Regions from separate parts of the Homo sapiens genome. Here region 2 is linked to region 1. A link is an interaction called in ENCODE POLR2A ChIA-PET data of the cell type or tissue named here. Cell type or tissue: HCT116. All regions are shown on one strand.

Region 1 (2,500 bases):
TCTGGTTAGCTCTGATGATAGTTTCTTTTGCTGTGCAAAAGTTTAATTAGATCTTTAGTTTAATGAGATCCTATTGGTCATTTTTTGCTTTTGTTGCAATTGCTTTTTGTGATTTGATCATTGCAGCACTATTCACAATAGCAAAGACATGGAATTGACCCCAGGGTCCATCATGATAGACTGGATAAAGAAAATGTGTTACATGTACATATACACCATGGAATACTATGCAGCCATAAAAAAGAAGCGAGATCATGTCCTTTGCAGGCACATGGGTGGAGCTGCAAGCCATTATCCTCAGCAAACTAACGCAGGAACAGGAAAGTAAACACGGCATGTTCTCACTTATAAGTGGGAGCTGAACAACATGAGCACATGGACACAGGGAGGGGAACAAAGCACACTCGGGCCTGTTGGGGGAGGGCGGGGGCAGGAGGGCATTAAGAAAAATAGCTAATGCATGTCCGGCTTCATACCTACGTGACGGGTTGATAGGTGCAGCAAACCACCATGGCACACGTTTACCTATGCAACAAGCCTGCACATCCTGCACGTGTACCCCAGATATTAAAAAAAATAAATACATCCGACGTTTCGTGAAAGCTGACTGGGCATTAGTGGATCCAAGCACCAAACAGGACGGCAGGTGGAGACGTGGGACAGAGGCGGGTGGAGAGAGAAGCCGGCGGGATCCAAGGCCCCAGGGCAGGCCCTGGCAGCGATGTGGCAGCCCCTCTGCAGTTTCCACGCTGGTAGTCGTGAAGTAAATTCTAGGCCCTGCTCCCCAACCGGCGCGGGCCGCCCTCGCCTTCAGCTCCAATGCTGCTGCGCCCCAGGCCGCCCCGCTCCTGGCAGGCCCCAGCCTCTGACTCAGCCCCCCGCCTAGCCCCTGAGAGCAGCCTCTCCGCGGGACTGGCCTGTGCGCGCGCGTCTGCGGCACCGTCGGACCAGGGGCCGCCCCCGAGCGGGGAGCCCAGGAGGACGGCCAGGTGGCCTGAGGCAGAGGCGCCAGGGAGGATGGAGAAGGGACACCCAGGGCCTAGGCGGGGTGGGGGCAGGGAGGGCGGCGGGACAGCAAGGAAGTGGGTGCACCTGGGTGACCCAGCTGCGCATGAGCGGGCAGGGGCTCGGGGCGCGCGGACTCCAGGCGCTGGACTGCGGCGTGGAGCAGCGCTGGGGAAACCGCGCCGGGTTCAGCGAGGATTGCTGGGCGGGGCGCGCGAGGAGCGAAGCTGGCCGGGGGCGGGGCCTGAGTCGTGTCGGGGCGGGGCCTAGACCCGGGCTGGCCGTGGTGGGCGGGGCCTGAGTCGTGAAGGGGCGGGCCTTGCAGGGGCGGGGCCTCGAGGGGCGGAGCTTGCGGTGACCAGCGAGGGGGCGGGGCTTAGAGCCACTAAGAAGCGGGACCCAGTGAGGGCTAAACGTGGGGCGCCGGGGGCGTGGCGCGGGGCGCAGGTGCACGCAGGTTGGCCGCGGGCGCGCGGGGTCCGGCGGGAGTCCCGGGGTGGTCCCCGCGTGGGGCCGGGGGCGTCCGCGCGGGCGGGGCGAGGTCGGGGAGGGCAGCTGCCCGCCCTCCTCGGCACTGGGAGCTTTCGGCTGGTACTGCGGGAGGAGCTCCCGGGTGACCCGCGGGTTCTGAAACCGCCGCTCGGGAGCTCGGGGCCTGCGCGGCGTCTACGGGGCGAGCGAGGGAGAACTGACGCCTTTCGCTCGGATCCTTCTCCCCTTCCGAGAACCAGGTAGGTCGCGTTTATTTTCAAGTCCGACTGTTTTCGCGGTAACATTTGTGAGAAACATCACGGTGGATCCTGTGGGTCGCTGAGTTTTCTGACTCCCGGTTTGTCTTATTTTGCTTTGTCAGTGGGCTCTGCGCTCGCGTTAACAATTCGAATGGGCACGTTTCTGAGTTTAAGAACGCTGTTCGCTTCCTCACACTTAGATTGAGGTGGAACTCACGTCACATAAACCGGGTCGCAAGGCTCAGCTCAGCGGGGCCCCCCCACAGTGTTGCGGGACCAGCACCTTCTCGAGCTCCGGAACAGCTTCTACCCGCGCAGAGCCCGGCCCGTCGGCGGCCGCTCTCCGCGCCCCTCCCGGGCCCTGCAGCCCCCGCCCTGCTCCGCGGAGCAGCCTGTTCTGACCTCCGTTCCATGGAGCCCTACGTGCTGTGGCTTCTGTGTTCCGGCGCCTTTCGCTTAGAATCGCGTCTTAAAGGTTCGTCCGCGGTGGAGCGGGGATCAGGCCCGTGTTCCTTTTCAGGAGTGAATAATATTCCCTGGTATGGAGACTGCGCTGAGATAGGACCTGGGCCACCCCCTCTGATTATTTCCCGCCCACCCCTTCACTGGCGCCAGCCCCACGGAGACCTCGCAGGTGCCGTGAGAAAGTGGAGATGAGCAGAGTCTGGACGCATGCGCGGGGCCGGGAGGTGCCGGCCGCAGCCTGCGCCGTCTCCTAATGCGGAAATCTGCACCCAGGGCGGAACTCGCCGGTGTCTTCCGCG
Region 2 (2,500 bases), 75 kb after region 1:
GTCGGGCGGGGCAGGACTGGGGCTGCAGGGCGGGACTGTGGGGAGGGGACTGTGGGGCGGGGCCTGCAGGGCAGGGTGTGGGGCGGGAGCTGCGGGGCGGGGACTGTGGGGCCGGGTGGGGAGCCGCAGCTGCGGGGCAGGGGCTGCCCAGGAGCACTCCTTGCCAGAGGCCTTGGCATCACCAGGGAGTCCGTGGACCATGGAGACTCACGGGTCCCCTCGGGCCTTCTGAACCCAAACCTGCATTTTAAGCATGTTCTGTTCTGCACACTAACACCTGAGAAGGACCGTATAAGAAAAAACTTGTAATGACACAACTAATCTTAAAACTCACAGAAAAAAAAAAAGACTTCTTTGGGGTTGAAATTCACCTTCAATAAAGGGATGGAATGTAAGCAGAGCTGACCATGAACAACCTGGGTCTGGGTTTGCACTGCGTGGGTTCACTTACACGCAGATTTTCTTCCACCTCTGCCTCTCCTGAGACAGCAAGACCCATCTCTCCTCTTCCTCTTCAGCCTCCTCAACGTGAAAACCCGGAGGACGAAAGCCATTCGTGGAGACCCGCTGCTGCTGCGCGAGGCTTAAGTCTATTTTCTCCTCATGATCTCAGTATTTTCACGTCTCTAGTTTGCTCTACCCTAACAGTAAGAGCAGAACACACATAACATACAAAATGTGTGTGACTGGCTTTATGTGGTCAGGAAGGCTCTGGTCAACAGAAGGCTGTTAGTTAAGTTTGGGGAAAGTTAAAAGTTCTACACAAATTTTCAACTGCACAGGAGGCTGGCGCCCCCAACCCCTGTATTGTTCAAGGGTTTGCTGTAATTTGTATTAAAACACCAAGCCCCCTTACACCTGGGTGAGTCTCTCTCCCTGAACAGATGTGACAACATTACCCTCCGAAGACTCCCAGAGAGAAAGAGAACACTTCAAATTCAGATTTGTCTTCCACAGTATGTTGATAGAACAGGCCTTTACGTACGTCCTGGGCAAATGCTCCTCTCCTTATGTAAGTTAATAACTCCACCAACCACTAGTTTGTGTAATGACCATTTAAATATCGAATGGTGCCCAAGGCCCCTGAGAAGGGATGTGATTCAGCCCCTCCCCTCACGCAGGCACGTGGCCTCAGAGGCCCAGGAGGAGGAAGACAGGAAGTCAGCAGCAGGGTGGAAAAGGGGAGGGAAGCCCTTCAAGGGAAGCTCTCCCAGAACCTTCAATCCCAGCTCCAATTCCAAAGACAGGAACACACTCATGACTGACAGGATCAAACACCAAAGGCCTGTTTGCCTTGAGGGGGACACTGGGGAGGGTGGGGAAGGGGGAGTGAGGAGGAGCTGGAAGCAGCAGTCCTGTGTGGCACCAGGGGCTTGCTCCCACGTCGGCCCTGGGCACAGCCCCGCATGGTGATGAGGTGTGGCCTGCCTGCAGCACACGGCCATGCTCCAGATACCTTAGCTTTATCTGAAGAGTTCTTTTGTTTGTTTGTTTGTTTGTTTGAGACAGCTGTGTTGCCCAGGCTGGAGTGCAGCGGTGTGATCACAGCTCACTGTAGCCTCCGCCTCCTGGGCTCAAGCTATCCGCTCACTTGAGCCTCCCAAGTAGCTGGGAGTACAGGCCCGTGGCACCATGCCCGGCTAATTTCTGTACTTTCTGTGGAGTCGGGTTTCGCCATGCTTCCGAGGCTGGTGTCTGAAGGATGCTTTACGGCAACCCCTGCCTTTTCCAGCTGAGCCCTGCCGGCTGTTGTGCGCTCCGTGGAAAGGGAGAAGCACGGTCTCCAGCGGCTGCGTCAGGAGTGGTGCCTTGTGCACACCTCACAGGGAGAGAAGTCTCCAACGGACTGAGCGGAGGAAAAAAGAAAAAAGGAGAAAAGGAAAAAGAGCTGCATACCTGGCAGGCCTACTGTGTGCAAAGCCCTTGAGTGACACACCCTATGACCCACAGCACTGTGGCAATCCCAGGTATGGAAGAGAAGCACCACTGGCCTCTCACCTCTCACCATCTCAGTGGGCAAGGGGAGAGCAAGCAGCCCAGGGCAGGGGGGCTGAGCCGAGGGCAGGGGGGCTGAGCCGAGGGCAGGGGGGCAGAGCCGAGGGCAGGGGGGCAGAGCCCAGGGCAGGGGGGCAGAGCCCAGGGCAGGGGGGCTGAGCCGAGGGCAGGGGGGCTGAGCCGAGGGCAGGGGGTCTGAGCTAAGGGCACGGGGGCTAAGCCCAGGGCAGGGGGGCTGAGCCCGGGGCAGGGGAAGAGCCGAGGGACAGAGGCCCTCACAGGAACCAGGCCCTCCCGCACACCGCCTGACAGTCCACGTCAGCGTCTCTGTCCAGCCTCCACACACCCCTGCACGTTCTGAAGAGCCCTCCCCAAGAGTCCAACTCTCTCTCCTTCCTCCTCAGGGCCGCACCAGCTCTCTCTCCTTCCCCTCCTCAGGGCCACACCAACTGTGGGGTTCCAGCTATCACTCTGTGCAAAGGACTCCTAACATGGGTGTCCTCCG

What was found. ChIA-PET counts read pairs that join two places held together with the same protein. Peaks named below come from ENCODE experiments on the same cell type or tissue, not always from the same donor. Only the 100,000 strongest peaks of a DNase experiment are listed, where the experiment ranks them.
Region 2: POLR2A ChIA-PET joins it to region 1 with 6 read pairs; 10 of 35 experiments call an interaction of 5 or more read pairs at or near these places.

Annotation. Positions count from the first base shown.
Region 1 is chr16:89,246,267-89,248,766 of GRCh38, forward strand. LOC124903766 reads left to right here and starts at 1,112. Exons shown (of 3, transcript XM_047435040.1): 1 at 1,112-1,196; 2 at 1,331-1,736; 3 at 1,859-2,500. The coding sequence starts at 1,112. The coding sequence ends at 2,393. RefSeq lists a silencer at 890-1,639. In HCT116, no CTCF peak of the experiment used is centred here; DNase peaks (open chromatin) are centred at 617 and 1,215; H3K4me3 peaks cover 2,237 bases; H3K27ac peaks cover 1,102 bases.
Region 2 is chr16:89,321,367-89,323,866 of GRCh38, forward strand. The region is part of intron 2 of ANKRD11 (ankyrin repeat domain containing 11); the gene reads right to left. The region is part of intron 1 of LOC128462377; the gene reads right to left. It overlaps LOC100287036 (a long non-coding RNA gene), which reads left to right. Exons shown (of 4, transcript NR_168302.1): 2 at 1,733-1,967; 3 at 2,400-2,500. Among named protein-coding and RNA genes, the nearest start is that of ZNF778, 100 kb to the left of the region's middle. RefSeq lists enhancers at 1,436-2,500, 1,695-2,208. In HCT116, no CTCF peak of the experiment used is centred here; a DNase peak (open chromatin) is centred at 1,172; H3K4me3 peaks cover 1,992 bases; H3K27ac peaks cover 2,378 bases.